Linked DNA regions of Mus musculus: region 2 is linked to region 1. A link is a loop called in an ENCODE intact Hi-C map of the cell type or tissue named here. Cell type or tissue: heart. All regions are shown on one strand. Links, peaks and the distances in the headings refer to the core of each region. The heading gives the core; the rest is flanking DNA.

Region 1 (4,385 bases), core at 243-4,242:
AGCACCTTCCTCCCTTCCCTCCGGGTCTGGCCATCGCTCAGGCCGTGGCCTTTGGCCTGTTCTAAGCATAAACACGGTGACCCTGAGATAGCAGCGGGTTTGGTAAAGTCAATATTTACTCTGGGACTATGATATTACAAGCCAGAGAGAGTGTAAACTGCCACAATTGGCTCCTGGTGTCCACCATCTCCTGTGTCACACATGGGGTATAACCAGCAAACATGTAAGGGCTCCTTGTAGCCACTACACAGCTATTTTTTTTTTTTGATAGGAGTTTATGGACTACTTCTCATACACCCTTCTCCCCTTTATTGTTACCACATCCCCTATAAAGAAAAAAGGCTGCTCTGTATGGAAACTGAGTCAGAAAAGATAAGTGAGTGAGGAGAGGGTGAGATCTGGCTTCAGGCCAATCATGTAAGAAAAAAAGCCTCAGACCCGATCAGTCTCTGATGTGACGCAATACAGCCAGCATTAAACCTCTAGCAAAAATCCTGTCGGACTCTCAGCCCAGTGGTCTTCCCACTCTCCTAGTCGGGCCACCTCTGATAAAAAGTCAATAGAAAAGCCCCAAGGCCACTCTAAAACAGACTACCACCCTTATCAGCCCAGACTAAGTGAAGGGGTGAAAGCGGATTTCCAGCACCAGCGGGAAAGTCCAGAGAGTGCGGCCAGCAGAGGCAAGCAGGCATTTAGTAGTCTGTCTACATGAGAGATGGGGTCTGTGAGCCATCCAGTGAGCCCAGAACCATAAGGAATAACAGCAGCGCCACAGTTGGCTTTCTGGTATTTAGTCCCTAGGTTTTATGCTGAGCATCTATAACACAAGATTCCAGTTTAGCAGAGGGACTGGGGAAGGCCAGGCACAGCAGGGAACATCGCCTCTCCCTCTCAGGCTGTCATTTTACTCCACACTAATTATTTCTGAAGGGTTCATTGTGACTGGAATGCACTCTTGAACAAGCACAGTTTGGAAGACTGGGAACCCTAAGACTAGGGTTCTCTGTAAGGTGCTCTAGTACTGATCGGTTGCTGGGAGGGTTAACAATCTTAACAGCCCTTAATCTACCAAGAGTTTAGCGACTCTAGACGATATACTCTCACCCAACTTTTAGCACCACCTCGCAGCGCCGCTTTCTCCACCCTCCAACCATCATGCGGCTTGTTCCGGTTTTTTTTTCCCCCCTTTGTTTTCAAAAGTAGCCGCAGAATAAATCGTTACCACCAAAGGAGCATCTTGAACGACTGAAGCTTGAAGCTTCCCAAATCAAAGGTCTGAGAGAAGGGTGTGAATAACCAAACCAGTTGAAGGGAGTGAAGGAGAGGCTGTTAGGGGCAGCATCAAGGGGCTCTAGATTTGCAGCTCCTGGACACTTGGCTTCTGACACCCACTCTAATCCTCCTGGACATGCAGCTGAGATTCCCAGAAGCACGGTGTGGCACCAACCCAGAACAGACTGAGTGCCTGCGCACTCCTGGGCTGGCGGGACCAGAGGCGAGTCCTTCTAGAAGAGCCCACAGTCTCAGGCAAGCACTAGCCCACGGGCGTCAGGGCACACAAGGAAGGGGTGGCGGGAATGTCGAGAGCTGCCCGGATTTCAAACTCTGCAAAGCCTATGCTGCTTTGGTTTCCGGGGTGGGGATAAAAAGTGACTCCCCTTACGACCTTCCCGCGACCCAACCTCCTCCGAGTGTGTCCGAGGCAGCTCGGGGCCAGGTCCTCATCCCACAGAGGGCTAGCCTGGGGTCTCCGCAGAGCGCTGCCACTCAGCCAATCGAGCATGGGCAAAGAGAGAAAGGCAAACCTAGGGACACTCACCAAGCGGTGGCCGCCCCGCCGGCTCGCGACGCGCCAGGCGCGCGGGGCTGCCCAGGTGGCGCCGCGAAGCGGGCTCGAGTTTGAAAGTCGCTCTCGGAAGCGGCAGAGGCCGCCGGCCGCTCCCGCCCACGGCTGGCCGCCCCGCGGTCCCAGCCTCTGCTCGCTGCGAGCACCAGACGCCGGGGGACCCCCGAAATGCGCACGGTTCCCCAGCACCGGGCAGGAAGTTGCGGCCGGAGTCCAGGCTGCGGCGGGAGGGAGGGAGGGAGAGAGAGAGGGAGAGGGAGGGAGCCAGGGAGGGGCGGACCAGGAATGTTTCCAGTGGGTGGAGACTGCGCTCGCGGCTGCGATCCAGCAATTGGCGGCTCTGGGGGGCCCGGGGGAACCTTCGCGGCGGTGCGAGCGAGCTGTGGCTCCCGCTGTAGACAGCGGCCGCCGTGGCTAATGATTAACGCGCGTGGCCCGCCGTGTGGGTCCCGCTGGCCGCCTCCCCTTGCCACCTGGAACTCTGGGATCCCAAGGCGCACGTGGTGGGGTTACTCTAGTGCCACCGCCCTGATATCACGCCGAGAGGGCAACGAAAGCCTCCAGACCAGGTTCCGACCAGAGAGGACTCGGAGCCCAGCCACCTAGACTTTCCCAGGAGAAGCGCAGGTCTAGGTGGCAAGGGCGTCCTGGTCCTACTGGAGCAGGTCACCACGACCGCTGAGTCAGAAAGGCACGTCTCGAATTCCTCGCCGAAACTAGGTTTCGGTGGCTCTTTACAGTTGTAAAATCTTACCTTCTGAGGAGAAAGAGATAAGAAGCGCATAACTTGGGGCGGGGCGGGGCGCGGCGCTCAGTGGGACTGTTAATGAGAAAAACTGATCGAGGAACCTGAATGTCAGTGGACCCCATTTTGAGTGCGATCTATCAACAAAAGGCATGTACCGGGAAATTAGGGGATGGGAAAATTGGGGGATGATTAGCACAAGCACATAGAATACAAACCAGTTAGATTTTGAGCAAGAACATAAATCTTTTGTGTGGTTTTTGTTTTTGAAGCAGGATTTCAATTATCTGAGACTGGCAGAGGGTAATCTTGAGAGTAATGGTTCTCCACCCTCTATCTCCGGAGTGCTGGGATTACTGGTGTGCACCACCACGCCCTAATTATTGTTTTTATTTTATTTTTTGATTTGAAACAGGCCCACACTTTGTAGCCCAAGCTAGCCCAGAACTCTTGAGTGATCCCCCAGAGTGCTAGAATTATAGGTGTGCGCTACTACACCTCACTAAGAATAAATCTTTCATTGGTAAAGATCTTAGGGGAGGTAGCATTAGATGCTGTCCCCAGTACGCACCATGAAGAGGGGTAGGAGATGGGAGCCCAGTGTGAGATCACAGAAGAAGTAGGACTCCTGCGTTAAACGATGGCACCAGGTTCTTGGAACAGGAATGGAGAATCGACCCCAGTAACTCAGCATTTAGACCGCCAAGTGTAGACAAGTGAAAATCCTAAATAGCTTATAAAATCCCCTCCTCCACCACTGCCCTCAAAAAAAAAAAAAAAAAAAGCTGCCCCAGGGAAAAGCAAGCACCTAGTGATTTACGGGGAGGGGCGGGGCAGAGAGAGAGGAAATGGCTTTCAGGTGACTTTGAAACGGGATCCCTGGGAAGAGTAAAGATTAAAGTAGTCCTTGCTCCTGACTGCGGGAGGGCCAGAAAGTAAGGCTCACGTTACTTAGTCCACAGGTTAGGCTTGAAGAGCGGCAGACTAGAGGACAGCACTGGTGAGAAACAAGATTACCCGGGAACGGGGGAGAGAGATAAAACTACGGGGTGGGATGGGAAAGGGAGAAGCCCCACTCCTTCCCACCTCGAACTTTCTGGGTTTCTGGTTTCTTCTCTAATCTGTTAAATCTTACCAGTCCTTTCCTACTAATCTTAAACTCCCAACTTCCAAAGACGTCCCCCAGCCCCAATCCAGAGATTTAAAACTTTTGAATGTATGACTGGCTCCTTAGCTAGAAAAGAAAAATAAAATGTTGATGATAGTAATGGTTAGGGAATGGTGCTACCAAGTGCACTGCACTTTATAATCACTAAGGCAGGAATACACTTACTCCCATTTTGCAGGAAGAATACTGAGGCTCTAAGGATGGAGCAGTCTGGCCAAGATCAATTGCATCAAGGGGCGTAGTCTGAGGGGGCGACACTGGAGTGCTTACTGTGTTAACCTTTGAGCATTTTACAAGAACAATTGCGGTTACAGGAGAAACTGAGGCTTGGTCATACTGCTAGTGGGTGGTAGAGCTGGGAGTTTCTACCCACAGGGAAAACTGCATTTAGCCAGCCAGCTCTTTCTCCACTTCCTTCTAGACACTTGTTAGTCCATTCTGAACTTGATTCTAAAGCCTCGAGTTGTTTCTAATTGCTTTAATTTATATGCCCATTTCCTGAAAAGATTGTAATCTTACTATGCAGAACTTGTAAGAAGCATTCAATAAGGCCATGCTGGAGCCAGATGAAACAAGCAAGATTTTATAAAAAATCAGTTTCCTACCTCCAAGCCTCCAAGAGTCAG
Region 2 (4,385 bases), core at 72-4,071, 54 kb after region 1:
GCACAGTCCAAATCATCCTCAGCACCAATCTCTTCCCTATTCCTAGGATGGTTCATTAAGCCCCACTTAAAACATTCCTTGGCTTTCCAAATCCAAAGTCTCACAATCTACATTCCTCCAAACAAAAGCATGGCCATGTCTATCACAGCAATCCTGGAGTCCCTGGTACCAACTTCTGTCTTAGTTAGGGTTTTACTGCTGTCAACAGATACCATGACCAAGGCAACTCTTATAAATTTAGGACATTTAATTGGAGCTGACTTACAGGTTCAGAGGTTTAGTCTGTTATCATCAGGGTGGGAGTATGGCACCATTCAGACTGGTATGGACCAGGAGGAGCTGAAGGTTCTATATCTTCATCTAAAAGCCACCAGGAGAAGACTGTCTTCCAGTTAGCTAGGAGGAGGGTTGCAAAGCCCACTCCCAAGGTGACACACTTCTCCCAACAAGGCCACACCTACTCTAACAAGGCCACACCTCCAATAGTGCTACTTCCTGGGCCAAGCATCTTCAAAGCACCACACAGGCCCAGAAAGGAGATTTTTGGGGGGGGGGGGGGGCTAGTGCTGTGAGGAGTGGGAACTGGGGAAACTGGTGGATTTGACTGGGTACTCTGTAGTGCAATTCCTTATACCTGTACCTTGTGTAGATTTCTGTAAATCCTTCTGTTGCATTCCCTGAACTCTCAGATCTCAGGTTGGTATTTCTTCTGGACGTAATCTCATGCTGAGACTGCAGCATGCAGCAGCCAGCATCCAAGAAAGCCCTAGTGGATCTTGCTAGCATCATGCTGTCGCTTCTGCACTGAACTGGGAGGTGGTGTGTTATGACTGACTGTTGCAGAAAGGGGGAAGGGAAATTCTGAGGCTGTCCCCCTCATCATGACCTCCACCTTGGTCTATGGGATCATCTGCCCTCAGGGGAGTCTGTTGTATTGTGAGGAAACCTGAATAGTCTCATGAAGGAATCTGTATTGTAGCAAGCAAGCCTCCCCCACAGTCAGAGTAACTTGTCAAGTATGTGAGGACATCCTTTAGCCCCCGCCAAGACTCTTGAGCCAGAACTGCTCAACGGAGCCACTCCCAAATGCCAGAACTGTGTGAGATGACAAATTCTTACTCTTCTTGAAAACCTGTAAGTCTTCAGCGTCATTTGCTATGTATCAATAGGTAAGAAAAGCCCTGGGCACCACAGCCAGCTTTACTGAGGTTACACAGATGCAGCCAAGTTTCTCAGGCCATCTCAGACATGGGTACAAAAAAAGAACACAGTAATGCTCAGAGCTCATTGGCTCTTGATTCTAGTGCCAAAGCAAGATCTCCCTGGAACATGCTTGTGAGATGACATCATGCCTAGCAGTCACTTTGCATTTCTTTCTTTTTTAAAGATTTATTTATGTATATTTGAGTACAGTGTAGCTGTCTTCAGACACCCCAGAAGAGGGCATCGGAACCCATTACAGATGGTTGTGAGCCACCATGTGGCTGTTGGGAATTGAACTCAGGACCTTTGGAAGAGCAGTCAGTGCTCTTAATCACTGAGCCATCTCTCCAGTCCCCACTTTAAATTTCTAATGTAAGAGTTGACAAGTTTCTTTTCTTTTCTTTTCTTTTTGGAAAGGACTAAATAGCTCACATTTTAGCTGTTGAAGGCCACATGGTTTGTCTTATGGTGAGGGAGTACCTGCAGACCGGTGCCAAGGTGTGCCCCTGAATAATTACCCCATGCAACAGATCTGGTATAAGGAGGTTTATTGGGGGAAGGGGAGAGGAAGGAGGACCTGGAGAAAGCGTAGAGGCAGATGGATAGACATGTAGACAGACAGACAAATAGGAGCAGAGCCATGAAGGCAGAGAAAAGAGGATGGGTCACAGAGAAGGACAGAGAGAGGGAGATCCCACACCTGGTGCATCTGGACCCTGCGGCATGTGATGACATAAGCCTTTGCTAGGTCCCTGGAGGCACCTAGTGGAATCTGTAAGCAACAAGTTTGTCACAGTTCTTCAGCCTTCGGGGTGCCGAGCAAAAGCAGATAGAGATAACATGTACAGGAGTGGGCATGGCTGTATTCCAGTAAAGCTTTATTTATAAAGCAGGAAGCAGGCTGCATTTGGCCCACGGAGTGAGTTATGGTTTGCCAGTTTCAGCTCTATTGACAAAAATAAAACAAACCGAGAGAGGTGATGAGGAAAACAAGGGACAAAGTATTGATAGCCACTGGAAAGTTGGGGGACTGGTCTGAGGGGGTTGGTGGCACATTTCTCTGTTATGTCCCTCACATCCTTGACTTCTGAGCACATATGCTTTTATTTCAAGTCGGTGTTTAATCAGAACGAGCCTCTCAGAAGCTGAGGAGCGCAGCAGACTTGTTGAGGTCTTAGTCTTTCCCAGGAGGCTCATGGACACATTTCCTTTCCGAGTCTTACACCCTGGTAAACAGTTTTCCAAAAATGGAGATTCCAATGCTCAGGGATGGAGCTCACCGCCCTCAGGGAAGCGATGTTGTTTTCTTATTTCTCAGCGGGGGGGGGGGGGGGGGGGAATCGGAATGTCCTGGGGTGGACGAGAACTTCACCAGAAGCTCTGGGAAGCACTGGGAACTCAGGAAGTTGGAATCTAGTCAGAACATCTGGGAGTTTAAAGAAAGACATAAAGTTAAGCTATTCATCAGACTCCATAAATTCTCTCAAAAGCAGATACTGTAATTACACAGAGACGAGACAATGGGCCGTGTTGTCAGCAGAAAGGAATCGCATGCATCTCGAGTGAAACTGCACGGAGTCCTTACCTAATTTTGGATCAAGGGTGGCAGATCTTTTATTTTAAGAAAGGAGTCGCTCTCCTTCACAGCCCCACAAGGTTCCCATGGAAGCAGGTCTTCATTACCTGCCCCCTGCAGGATCTGTGCAATTTGTTGTCCAACAGCATCAGCCCCCTGCCTCTGTGTCTACTTGGCAGGATCTCACTCCTGGAACTCTGTAAATCCTACCCACCACTCAACCTCCAGCCTCAGGGAGGAAGCCTCAGAGGTTTTCTGTTTGTTTGTTCTGCATACTCTGACATTACCTGCTCTTACCATGTAACTGTGTATGGCCCTGTCTGTGACGTAGGGTAATTAATGCTGGTGCAGGAATGACCACTCCAGTGGCTAGAGAGATGGCTCAGTGGTAAAAAGGACTGGCTGCTCTATCAGAGAACCTGGGCTCAACTCCCAGCACCCGCATGGCATCTTACAACCATCTGTTAATTCCAGTTCCAGGGGACTTGATGCCCTCGTCTGGCCTCAAATGTGGCACACACCAGGCACAAATGTGGCACACAGACAGACATGCAAGCAAATCACCATACACACAAAGTGAAATGTATGTGAAAATGCAAGATGTTCAATTTTTAAAAAAAGACTCTCCCCAATTTTCCGTGGCTTGGCATATAAAAAACTGTTTTCATTCTTTTCATTCTGTGCCATAACACAGAAGAGGTGACCCTTCCACGTGTGCACAAGGCTCCTGTTCACGTTCCTTCCCTTTATGGCTCCACTTTTATTGATTCTTTGTCATTTTACTGCCTTCACATGTTATTTATTATTATTATTATTAGCGTGCATGCCACAGCACACATATAAAGAAAGATCAGAGGACATGGTAGGCATGGGTTCCTGTCACTCTGTATTCCGGGAATGAAACGTAGGTCCTCTGGGTCACATGGCAATTACCTTTACACACTCGTGAGCCTCCTTACCAGCCTGATGTCTATCATGACAGATGAAGAAAGACAGCCTGAGGAAGACACGCTCACTCTTTCTGTCTAAATTGCATCTGTGAGATTCACCCGGGTGGTGATTTGATACGGCCCTCTATTCTCTTTCATTGCTGGAAACAGCCCATTCTATGAACAGTCAGTCAATTTATCCCTTTATTTATCTTATTGATTTGAAGAAAGTATCTGTACGCCTATCTTATCTTAACTATTTTGACACAGCTGTATTCTTACTTCCTGTAGATTTCCTTTTCCTTCTCTTAAAAGTATTTTTTAAAAAGATTTGTTTATCATTATATATAAGTACACTGCGGCTATCTTCTGACACACCAGAGGAGGGCGTCAGATATCATTACAGATGGTTGTGAGCCACCATATGCAGGGAATTGAACTCAGGACCTTCGGAAGAGCAGTTAGTGCTCTTACCCATTGAGCCATCTCACCAGCCCTTAAAAGTATTTTTGATTTACAGAAGTTTTACATTTTAATGAACTATGTCTTTTTTTTTTTCAATCTTTAATGGCTAAGAATTTTTGTGTAGTGGCTCTTCCAAGATCATACAGATGTTTCGTGTTATCTTTTAGAAGTCTTAGTCTTTCGGGGCGTGGTGGCACACGCCTTTAATCCCA

The links. A loop is a pair of places that touch in the nucleus more often than their neighbours do. Peaks named below come from ENCODE experiments on the same cell type or tissue, not always from the same donor. Only the 100,000 strongest peaks of a DNase experiment are listed, where the experiment ranks them.
Region 2: it touches region 1 in a loop (2.0-fold over the local background); 1 of 42 quality-filtered maps calls a loop at or near these places.

What each region holds. Positions count from the first base shown.
Region 1 is chr12:76,531,253-76,535,637 of GRCm38, reverse strand. Plekhg3 (pleckstrin homology domain containing, family G (with RhoGef domain) member 3) reads right to left here and starts at 2,078. Exons shown (of 19, transcript NM_153804.4): 1 at 1,820-2,078. It overlaps Mir5135 (microRNA 5135), which reads left to right and starts at 2,426; the gene lies at 2,426-2,504. In heart, for the core only: no CTCF peak of the experiment used is centred there; DNase peaks (open chromatin) are centred at 607, 1,647 and 2,137; H3K4me3 peaks cover 3,488 bases; H3K27ac peaks cover 2,373 bases; H3K27me3 peaks cover 397 bases.
Region 2 is chr12:76,476,959-76,481,343 of GRCm38, reverse strand. No RefSeq gene overlaps it. Among named protein-coding and RNA genes, the nearest start is that of Gm10451, 35 kb to the right of the region's middle. In heart, for the core only: CTCF peaks have their summits at 1,978 and 2,885; DNase peaks (open chromatin) are centred at 1,013, 2,463 and 2,673; H3K4me3 peaks cover 484 bases; H3K27ac peaks cover 545 bases.